4 separate regions of the Homo sapiens genome follow, and regions 1, 3 and 4 are each linked to region 2. A link is a contact called in ENCODE Hi-C or POLR2A ChIA-PET data. All regions are on one chromosome and are shown on one strand. Each heading gives the region's core, a stretch centred on a gene start or an enhancer-like site at or near the end of the contact. The rest is flanking DNA. Distances are from core to core; before and after follow the strand shown. Region 1 overlaps MTAP (methylthioadenosine phosphorylase). Region 2 overlaps CDKN2B-AS1 (CDKN2B and CDKN2A antisense cis and trans regulatory RNA 1). Region 3 has its middle 210 kb from the start of DMRTA1. Region 4 overlaps MTAP (methylthioadenosine phosphorylase).

Region 1 (2,700 bases), core at 78-2,577, 230 kb after region 2:
GAACGATCTAGTTTATTCAAGTAACACAAGGAATAAAAAGAGAAAGAGGTGAAAATTAGATTAAAAGAGACAAGAGGTAATCATTAAAATACAACATATGGATTGTAAGGGATTCTGATTTGATCAAATTGTTAAAAATTATGAGACTGAAGGAAAAAGGAATAGTCTGAATATTTGATTATATTAAGAAATTAATATCATTATTTTTGTACAATGATGGCATGGTTATAACTTAATTTTAAAAAGACCTTTTAGGAAAATATTTACTTCACAATGAGGGCAGGGGAGAAATAGGTAGGGACATACCTATCACACAAGATTGGCCATGGCTAATTGTGGAACCTAAGTGATGGGTACCTGGAATTCATTATATTCCACCCTGTACTTACACAGATGTTTAAAGTTTTGTTTTGTTTTGTTTTGGAAGCTGACCTCATTGTTCCAGTGTCCTCAAATTCCAGCTGGATCCTGCTGCCTTCCCTGCCTGAACCCCTCACTGTCCTTCCATCTGAAACCCTTACCATGGTCTGTATGGCCTGGCCCTACTGTATTGCATCCCTCCTCTCTCTCCCTTCTCCCCAGTCTCCCTCCTTTCCACTCTACTCAATCATGCCCTTCTTGCCCATCACACTTAAAACAGGAAGGCTTCTCATACTTCAAATATTTGGTCTGGTCAACTCTATTCAGTTGACCTAGTGTACCCTTGTACCTCACCATTCTATTTCTTTATAACCGTTAGCTTTCTTATATTGGTTTGCTTAACTTCTATCTCCATCCGACAGAATGTCGGCTCCTTAAGGACTTCTCTGTTTGTTGTCACATTTCTATGCTGAACAGAGTATCCAGCCACGGTACGTTAAATAGATGGATGTGAACATACAGCCCTCTCATGAGGAAAGGGTTAATAGATTTTTTTCCTTCTTGAAAACAAAAAACAGTAGCATAGCAGCAGAAATTGGCAATCAAAATACACCTTTATCCTGAAAATAAGGCCCAAGTCTTAGTATGATTCTCAACACATCTACCTGCCTACAATGTACTATTTTCACTACTGATCCTTGGGTAAAAGTGTCTCTTTCTTTCCTTTGATCTTTGTTCTTACCTTCCAATGGAACTACAGAAAATATTAACAACTTCAAAACCTTGTAGAAAGGCACTTTCTGAAACTAACGTAATAGAAACAAACAGTTAAGACACCCTATTGGCACCCAGAAACCCATGCTATATGTGCTTAGAAAAGAATTCCACCTACTGCTTCCTCGTGCTCCTTCCAGCAGTCATAATCTGTCGCCATGGCGATACTTGCGTAACAAATTCCAGCCTCCTTAGCAAGAACCACCTCTGGAACTGTGGTCATGTTGATAACATCCGCCCCCCAGGTGCGGAACATGAAGCTTTCTGCCCGGGAGCTAAAACGAGGTCCCTCGATTGTGACCATTGTCCCCTTTGAGTGGCACCGGAGTCCTAGCTTCTTAGCAGTCTCTATAAGAACCTAGAAAAGAAAAACCAGAAACTTCAAAACATACTAGCACATGCACAACTTAAGGCTGCACTTCCCCCCAATGTTTACCAAGTTGATTTCTTAAAGATGATTTGTCACTATAATAAATGCCTACTATCTGCCAGGCTCTCAGAAAAAACCTAGAGGACCACAGAAGGGTGTTTCCTGGACCCTTTCTCATTCACATAATCCTGTTTCCCCAGCCCTTTGCATGTAGAAACTAATAGCTACACAAGCAAGCACTGAGCTCTTTCTACTCGCCAGGCATTTGTTTATATGCTTTAATCTCATTTGCTTCTTAACAACTTTAAGAGACTAAGCTGGTTTGAGAATACAGACTGGAGTCTTAACTTTTAACCTCGCAGGCTAAGCTAAGGTGCCTCTCGTCGCTTATCTTCTCAAACAGGTGTGTTGAGTTCTATTTCCAGGCTTCTGAAAAGTTAATTCTCATTACTTTTAAAAATACAGAATCTGAAGACTTCTGTAAAAGCTTTTGCTGGTTAGAAAGTGATTTCTCTTTTGCCTATTGCCTTTCCACAGAGTTGTGCTGATTGTTTTTCTGTTCACAGGGATAAACATCTTGGAATTCCTTTAGTGGCAAGGCTAGGCATGGATTTTTAGAAACATCATTGAAAAGTTCGATCCTTTTCTCCAGTGTTTTATTTAATACTGCACATCTAATCTTCAAGTTATTAATTACCTTCATTTTTTCTTAGCTTATTCAATATTCCCTTTTAATTAAAAAAAAGTCTTTTCAACTTAACTGTTAACTTACTGAAGCACTGTTGAAAAATCATCTCTGTATGCCTTAGTTTTCTCAAGTGTAAATTGAGAATAATGATATCGCATAATTCAATTGTATGAGGAAGATTAAATGAACTAAGGTATATACAAGCATAGAAGCATGCCAGGTGCGCTGTAAACACTGTATGCACTAAGCTGGTCTTCTAACAATCATTAATACTGGCAGCTTCTACACATATTTGGCTAACCTTCCTGGGATACTATATAAATAAAGTGGAGTGACTCAAAGTCAAAGTCTCCAATCTGGGCAAAGTCTCACCTGCACATGTGTTCATCACATAAACAAATTAACCTATTTCCTTAAAAAATAACTTACACTATGCCACTGCAATGGGAAACAGAATTTTCACAAGAGTCTTGGCAACTCAAAATTTAGCAAGCTATGGACAATGAAC
Region 2 (2,700 bases), core at 71-2,570:
ACACTCTGTCCATCACTTCAAAGTAAATAACCTCCCCAAGAATCGATTCTAGAGAGTTAATTCAAAATACTCAAGACACATTGCCTCATTAGTTATAATGTAAAAAAAAAAAAAAAAAAAGCTAAAGAACAAAATATCTGATAACATGGGAATGAATAAGTAACTTGGGGCACAACCCCATAAAAACAGTCATTAAAAACTTGTATGACAAAATGTACATGACAACTTCAAAACAACATCAAATAGACTTATGATATAAGCTACAGTTTTAAAAGGAGTCAAAATTATATTGCCATATGGACCTAATTGTATTTTTATTTAAAGCATAGAACAGAACTAAAAGAAAAAAATGTACTGCAGTATGAACAAGGGTTGACTCTAGGTAGTCGGAGTGGAGATTAAACTCTTTATTTTTCTACTAGCTGACATTTTATGATATTTTTAAGAAGCATAGGCTAATTCTCATGCAAAAAAACACAAAATATTTCAAATAAAAAGAACTAGCTTCCTAAAAAGTCATAGTACTTTTGGAATAGTTTCTGAGTCTGGCTCAGCCCACCCTCCTATTTTCTTTGTCATGTAGCTATAATTCCATGACCCAGCAGTCTGGTGGCCTGTGGTCATCAGAACTATCAAGTAATTTCCCTTAAGTTTTAAAGGTTTTGCCATTTTCTCCACTACCTTACAAAAAGCCTTCAACAGGTTTTTGGCTCTGCAAACTGTCAGAAATACAGTCTTCCTTCCAACAGCCCATTTCCATAGAGTGATGTGGTAAAACACAGGACCACACAGGCAAAGCCTGGTTTTAATTGTTAAACATTTCCCATTGTGTTTGATTTTCTTCTCCCTGATGGGCTTCACTAGAACTCATCTGTAAAGCTCTCCTTAAAGACTCTCAACCCAAATAGGGCTGCCCCCGCTGCCCCTCCACAGTGTATTGTGAACAGAAGTAGCTAGGTCACAAGCTCACATCAGCCAATGATAGCTCAGAATCTTTAGCTCAGAAGGAAACGATGCCAGCTTGATCATAGTGAACACGGAAAATATCAAAGGACCCTTGTTACTCTCTTCTAGTGGTCGGTACATTTCTAAGTTTCTGTTCCAAAATACTTTGGCAGCCATTTTACTCCAGGGAGCCAGGGAGGGGAAAGTCTGTTCTTGCAACATTACCAAACAGCTTGGGGAAAACCCAATCCTTTCACACATAAACAGGGCTGGCTACATCTGACTGCACAGAGCCAGCCAAACTGGGATTCCTTAACAGCTCACGCCTTTGGTGATTATTCATTCAGTACCATCTGAGATTTAGTCAAGAGCACAAGACACCCCAAAAGGCTTCATTGAGACTGGTGTGGGACACACCTGGTTTTTCTCACCTCCTGTCTGGCCTCCTTTGATGAACAGGCAGATTCTGTAAAATTCGTTTTCATAAGGCATTGCTGCTCTGTATGACTCTACCGAAACCACACCAAAGGCATGGGGGAAGAGATATCTGGATTACTAGAAAGACACTTTGACAAACAGTAGGTTTTCAACGAAGTGTGACAAATGCAATGTGAGGCTAGATGAACACAAGAAGATTAAGAAGAAAACAAGCTATGCCGGTGGAGAAGGGACATGGGCATCTGAGGTGAATGTCGATCAAGGATGGTGAAGGAATCAAGAGAAGAGTAAGAAAATCTGGAGTAAAGTCCTATTCTGAAAAAAAGGAAACACTCGCTTTTTACCTCACTTTTGGTCTGTATCTCAGAGTGCCAACATTATTGAGGAGCCCCAAACATTCCGATAAGCCTCAATTCACTTTTCCACAAGTTGTTCCCTCACCCAGGACAGGACCCAGCACACCCTTCAGCTTTTCTTTTTTTTCTTTCCCTTTTTTTTTTTTTTTTAGATGGTGTTTTGCTCTGTCACACTCTGTCTTGCTCTGTCACCCAAGCTGGAGTACAGAGGCACAGTCTCGGCTTACTGTAACCTCCACTTCCTGCATTCAAGCAAGTCTCCTGCCTCAGCCTCCCGAGTAGCCGGAACTACAGGCACGTGCCACCACGCCCAACTAATTTTTGTATTTATTTTTAGTAGAGATGGGTTTTCACCATGTTGGCCAGGCTGGTCTCGAACTCCTGACCTCAGGTGATCCTCCCGCCTCGGCTTCCCAAAGTGCTGGGATTACAGGCGTGAGCCACTGCACCCGGCCACTTTTCAGCCTTTCTATCCTTTCCAGCCTCCAATGAAATCAAATGATCTCCAATATTTATGTTTTTCATTGGTTTCTTTTTAATTGTGATAAACTGAATTAGAACTGAGGAAAATAGAAATGAAATATAAGGCCAACTAGAAAAATATCTTCCAGATATTGACAACTGCTTTGGGGCGACTTGTCCCCATCTCTCTGATAAGGCTTCCATAATGGTGACTTTTTCAGTTCTCTGTGGGATCCAAACAAACTCAGTAAAAGTGAGTGCCGTTTAGTAATGCTCCTCATTTTACCAGACAATGGGGAAACCCAAAAGAAGATCATACATGGCTCCTCTCTTAAGCAAATAAGAGTTTCAAAACTCTGCATACCCAAACCTCAGCTAAGATTATAGAAGATCTCAGAGCTGATTTACAGAGTGAGAAGATGTATATTTTACTCCTAATGAAGAAGATTTTGAAGGGAAATCAGTTATTTTAAAAACCTTTCAGACACTCTAAGAATTT
Region 3 (2,700 bases), core at 122-2,621, 160 kb before region 2:
AGATGAAGAATAAAACATGGAGTCCAAAAAGAAGAAAACTTATGTCTAGTGTCAAAAGGTAGCAAAGAGCTCAGTGAGTTCAAAAAGAGTTTTTTAAATGAATGGGTAGGAATATAATGAGCAAGGCAACAGTGACCTAAGATAAATCTAAAGAAGTGAGTAGACTAGAGTGGCTCTTTGAGACTGAATTAAAATGTTTGAACTTTGTTACATGCAGTGAGGATCTTAGAAATCACCTTGTCTAAATTTACATTAAATGAAAAATATAGATATCAACAGCTCCCATGTCAACAAGCTGAACATGTCACTTCTTGAACCCATGATTATCAGGGAATTTACTGCTAAAATAGCCAGTTTTGATGCTGCTTATCATAACTATCAGAAACTCTGCCTAACAAGTTATTTTGTGTGATTTACCTTGATCTTATAGAACAGGTTTGTATGAAAGATCCAGGGCAAGTCAGTAGATCAGAATTACAAAGCTGTGAGATGTGGTTTGCTCCAAAGACTCAGATGAAGATGGATCAGAGTGGCATTTGCAGGGCTCTGGGTGAGGCAGTGAACACTTTTGCCCAGAAGACCACTACAGCAAGGGCCATGTCGAAGGCATGGGGTGAAGTGAGGGGAGTAGACAAGGGGTTTTAAAAATTTTTTAGTGTCTTCCAGATACTAGACACTATGTGAGTTGTCTTCAGGTTTCATATCATCATCACAACCACCTTATGAACTAAGTATAATCACCTTCATTTACAAATGAGGAAAGGAAAACTCAGATTATTAGGCCCTCGTCTCTGAGGACAGAACTGAAGTCTTTCACCACCAGCATTTGAAAAAGACCTGCCCTCTTTCCACCGATGAAGATGCTACCCAATAAAATTCAAGCCCAAACAGAATAAAGAGGTCAAAAGTTCCCTTTCACGTAAACCTTTGTCTTATCTTAGTATGACCCTCAAAATATCCACCCAAAGCAGGCTATCAATATCTGTTAATTAGTTGATGAAATGACATGATTGTGGCCATTCTGTAGTCTTTAAAAGGAGATCTATTTGTGTCAATAAACAACGAGCTCATTAAAAACTACCCATAAAACAATTAGGCCAAGGGAATTTTGTCTGATAACAGTGAAAGAAGGAAGTGAGGATTTAGCTGCAGATTCTGGAATGAGCCTGTTTATCCTCCAGGACCACAGCAGTTTTGTCTTCAGGCTTAAGATAAATCACTGTAAGTGTGAAGGTGTTCAGAAAAATAGGTTCTGCCATTGCTACTATGTCCTGAAGTTTCTTCCAGTTTGCCTTTGAAGAACACAGCCACTAAACCGCCGCTAGATGTCCTCAAAGTAAAAAAAAAAAAAAAAAAAAAATTATGGCAGAAAAGTACTTCGGCACTTTTAGGAACTACATTGACTTATTTGTCTAGATTATTTGACTCCTGAGCTCTAAGTGAGATAGAGGGATTTGGTAGTTAAACACGAACATCCGACCTCTGTAAATGAAATAGAGTTCTGTAAAGGAAAGGGCATTTTAGTAACTTCTCATTTTCATTTTAATTAGGATTTGTATTACTCTCCTTCAGGAAAGCAGGCCAAAGAGACTGAAGGAGCAATGGAAACATTATCCTCACCAACACTGACCAGTCACCTGAAGAGCACTGTGAGTGAATAACCCGTGGGGCCAGCTACTTAGCAATTTCAAATGCACAAAACCTGTGCTCTGGCCTATCTTTTAACATCAAAACAGCTGAAAAAAAAATTGAATAGTTGGATTGCGATTTCCTGAAATAGAAGCTGCAATACCTTTGGTTTTTTAGTTATGATATTAGCTAGTGAAAAAGCACAACTTAGCAAAGTATGTTCCCCAGTTAGTCTTTTAAATAAACTCAGACTTCCGTAGTCCCCATTGGTCTCTACAGGCTCAGAGGCCCATTTCCTCCTCGCCCCTTACCTTCCTTTTAGTCTCTTTTTCTTTTCCAGTCCTTTTCCCATCTTTGGTTCTTCTGTCTCTCCTCTTCATTTATTCCACTCTTTTAACAGTATCTTAGTTCACCATTTTTATACACAAAAAATCAACTTCTTGATAACAATTTTTAACATATTCAACTGAAATAATAAGCACTTGCCATGGTTTTCAAGAGTCAGGAAAAGGAAACAAAAAGAGGGGGGAAAAGAAGAATAAAGAAAGAAGAGGAATGAGAAAAAGAGAAAAAGATTAGAAAACAAGTTGTTCTATCTGTACTTGTTCGAAACTTGAGAAGAAAAATTAAGTTACAGAGAGATGGGGGTTGTGGGGGTAAGAGCTGTAGAAAGCTGTTTTCCTTCATTTTCTCTGCCTCCTGGAGCACTGGCCTCCTATATCATGTGTTAGGAATTTCTAATCTTACCACAGCCAGATGACTCATGCCCACTGACTGAGTCTTTAGACTTCTACAAAACACCTGAAAAGATAAATTTTAATTGAGAAAACAACCTCTCACTCCAGGGTATGCTTTCAAGATAGGTAGGGGGATTTTCAGCATTTATTTCCATTTTGTTCACTGAAGACTCATAGGGCTTAATCTTAATTTCAGACATAGTTGTGTCTGACAGCCAGAGACTATTTTCAGATCAAGGGATAAACTGGCATGGACTAAGACTTGCTTCTGCCTAGGAATAAAGACTGAAATGAGTCAAAGTTGTCCTGATTTGGGACACAAAGCATGAGGTTA
Region 4 (2,700 bases), core at 2-2,501, 250 kb after region 2:
ACACATGTAATCCCAGCACTTTAGGAGGCCAAGGTGGGTGGAACCCTTGAGTTTAGATGTTCAAGATCAGCCCAGGCAACATAGTGAAACCCTGTCTCTACAAAAACATACAAAAAATTAGCTGGGTATGGTGTCACACCCTTGTAGTCCCAGCTACTTGGGGGGCTGAGGTGGCAAGATCACCTGAGCCTGGGAGGTAAAGGCTGCAGTGAGCTGTGGCGCCACTGTACTCCAGCTTGGGCGAGAGTGAGATCTTGTCTCAAAAAAAAGAGAAGTGAAAACTTATGAATTTGGACCAATATCACTAAGATCCTCCCACTGTTCTGGTATCAAGAGTGCCCCTGAGTGCTTGTGGTGGCATGAAAAAGGAGGAAAACCAATGGATGTTTATATCCCAGTCAAGGAAGGCTGCTCAATAAACAGGTACCATAGTTTCCCCTTATTTTCTATTATATTTCATGAGATCATGCTAAACAATAGCACAAAAATAAAAATCCTCACTCTACATAGGTGGTGACAACAACCTCTTTGGGCCTCAGTTTTCTCACCTTTTGTAAAAGGGAAGGATAAGGTAGATAGAAGATGTCTTCTAGAGCTGTGATAATAAGCAGTGCCAGAAACATAGTAAGGGCCTAAGTTTCTTCAAGTATAAACTGGAATAATGACTGCTGTATGCCGTAAGTGGGATTAACTGATTGTGACACCTAATAGGAACTCAAAAACTGGTAGTGTAGGATTTTTAATAAAAGGATGTATGATGGGAAGTTAATAACACAACTAGGTTATGGAACAGAACGTAAGAATGAACCTCATCCAGGGGAATAGTGGACACCACTTCAAGGACAGCTACAGACAAGAGGATGACAAAGAACAGGGACGCAAGTAACTGGGGAAAGGGAAGGTGAAGGAAGGTGAAGAGTTTATGCTTAAGTTTCTGTCTTCTCTATAAAGGTGGAGGTGACATTCTCAGCTAAAGAGTGAGGGAAATGAGTAAGAAGAAGTAAGAACAGTAAGGGTTAAAAACAGCTTACTATTTTTAGCAATGAGAGAAAGAGCTAAACAAAGGCTTCTTGCGTAACTCTTTACCATAAAACGCTTTCTAGTCATCAAGAGGCAGAAAGAGAATGATCAAATACTTGACATCAGAGCATACTCCCAACCTCAGGGCCCAGACACGGGCCTTTATGCTATGACATAAAGTTCTAGGGGAAGCCCAAGGCAGGGCTGGTCTCTGGGAGAAGGAAACAGACTGACATAACTGATCCCTCAGCACTGTGTTTATAGCGGGACTTTCCTGATGAGTAAGAATGCGTGACAAAAGCAAAGTCGAACCTCTCCCAGTTCTACCAAGAAAATAAGTTGAAGAAATAATCTGAAGAGGGGAGGATACCAGAACTTTTAGGAATCAATTCAACACCCTCATTTAGCAGATGAGGACACTAAGTGACAAAGGAATTTCACGGCACAGCCAGGAAAGAATTCTGGATGTCCTCACTTCTAAGCTGAGATTCTTCCACTGCATTCTTTGAGAAGGCATAACCCAAACACAGGCCTTAGGCACAACAGGCCAATATGTTATTAGCCACATTTTATAGAAACTGTTTAGCACCGGGAATCACACTCTGCTTCCTTTAATATTCAGTTTTTGGTCATATTTTTCTCATTGTAAAAAAAAAAAAAATCAATATCTGCAAAACATTCCTGATAAAGAAGACTATTAAAAAAGAAATCTCATCCTTCTCCTTACTGATATGTTTGCAAGTTTCACCTTGAGATATTTCTGACAGTGATAGCAGTTGAGCAAGTCCTACTCATCTGATCCTTTTCTAAAAAATATGTAGCTGGGTGCAGTGGCTCATGCCTATAATCCCAGCACTTTGGGGAGGCCAAAGCAGGAAGACTGCTTGAGGCCAGGAGTTTGAAACCAGCCTGGGCAACATAGTGAGACCCCATCTCCTTAAAAAAAAAAAATTACCAAGCACAGTGGCAGATTCCTGTAATCCTAGCTACTAGACGGGCTGAGGATTGCTTAAGCCCAGGAGGTAGAGGCTACAGTGAGCTGCGATCAGGCCACTGCACTCTACCCCGGGCAACAGAGAAAGATCCTATCTAAAAAAACAACAAAAAAATACAATGTGGGCATCTTTTCAAATAGTTTATAGATCTAGTTGTTTTTCTTAGATTTGCATAATAAATATGGTGTACTGATTTCCTACAATCATCAGGATTAATGGTAAAGAGAAAGAAGAGCAACTGTAGAAATTGCTGGAATCCCCTGTCCATGTATCTTTAATGGCATGGACAGTTAGTAGTTGGGGGTGAAAGAAAGGCCATATCATCAGTTCTGCCATACATACAAATGAATGTGCAAAGGTATCTAACAAGAACTGGGCTAGAAAATGGAGGGCCCATGTACCACAAGTACAGGAGGAGACAACAAAATGCCTCATGACTTGAATAAAGCAGCTGGCAGGGAAACAGTCTTGCTTTGCTCCAATGGCAAAAATCTCATTAAAAACCAATCCTGTGCACCACTTTATAATGCATCATCGAAGTCGAGCTTTACAAGTCCGGTGGGTGTGGGAGGCAGGAAAGAGTCATGCCTTTCTTCTCCATGGCTGATGAATAAAAACTAAGCAAAGGCCCAGTGATGCATAGTCATGCTTCTACATTTCTCTAAGTCTCATTTACTTTGACTCT

What was found. Hi-C counts contacts between places; a loop is a spot of excess contacts on that map. ChIA-PET counts read pairs that join two places held with the same protein, here RNA polymerase II (POLR2A). Pooled maps may share reads with other maps.
Region 1: a loop to region 2 is called in a pooled map, with 2.5 times the contacts of the local background. The contact joins two enhancer-like sites. A Hi-C loop is called at or near these places in 2 of 50 pooled maps. POLR2A ChIA-PET finds 5 or more read pairs at or near these places in 2 of 52 experiments (PC-9 and activated CD4-positive, alpha-beta T cell).
Region 3: a loop to region 2 is called in a pooled map, with 10 times the contacts of the local background. The contact joins two enhancer-like sites. A Hi-C loop is called at or near these places in 1 of 168 maps with a recorded cell type or tissue (PC-9) and 12 of 50 pooled maps. POLR2A ChIA-PET finds 5 or more read pairs at or near these places in 7 of 52 experiments (AG04450, HEK293, OCI-LY7 and 4 more).
Region 4: a pooled map shows a loop between it and region 2 (11-fold over the local background). The contact joins two enhancer-like sites. A Hi-C loop is called at or near these places in 1 of 168 maps with a recorded cell type or tissue (naive thymus-derived CD4-positive, alpha-beta T cell), 1 of 37 single-sample maps with no recorded cell type and 9 of 50 pooled maps. POLR2A ChIA-PET finds 5 or more read pairs at or near these places in 2 of 52 experiments (both activated CD4-positive, alpha-beta T cell).

What each region holds. Positions count from the first base shown.
Region 1 is chr9:21,853,423-21,856,122 of GRCh38, reverse strand. MTAP (methylthioadenosine phosphorylase) reads right to left here. Exons shown (of 8, transcript NM_002451.4): 6 at 1,253-1,492. Among named protein-coding and RNA genes, the nearest start is that of MTAP, 52 kb to the right of the region's middle. Within about 2 kb of position 1,327, at least 4 of the 41 ENCODE cell types and tissues checked have a DNase peak (open chromatin) inside an H3K27ac peak, as active enhancers do.
Region 2 is chr9:22,078,696-22,081,395 of GRCh38, reverse strand. All of the region lies in intron 12 of CDKN2B-AS1 (CDKN2B and CDKN2A antisense cis and trans regulatory RNA 1), which reads right to left. Among named protein-coding and RNA genes, the nearest start is that of CDKN2B, 71 kb to the right of the region's middle. Within about 2 kb of position 1,320, at least 3 of the 41 ENCODE cell types and tissues checked have a DNase peak (open chromatin) inside an H3K27ac peak, as active enhancers do.
Region 3 is chr9:22,237,787-22,240,486 of GRCh38, reverse strand. No RefSeq gene overlaps it. Among named protein-coding and RNA genes, the nearest start is that of DMRTA1, 210 kb to the left of the region's middle. Within about 2 kb of position 1,371, at least 6 of the 41 ENCODE cell types and tissues checked have a DNase peak (open chromatin) inside an H3K27ac peak, as active enhancers do.
Region 4 is chr9:21,830,767-21,833,466 of GRCh38, reverse strand. All of the region lies in intron 4 of MTAP (methylthioadenosine phosphorylase), which reads right to left. Among named protein-coding and RNA genes, the nearest start is that of MTAP, 29 kb to the right of the region's middle. RefSeq lists enhancers at 159-1,358, 1,226-1,535. Within about 2 kb of position 1,251, at least 8 of the 41 ENCODE cell types and tissues checked have a DNase peak (open chromatin) inside an H3K27ac peak, as active enhancers do.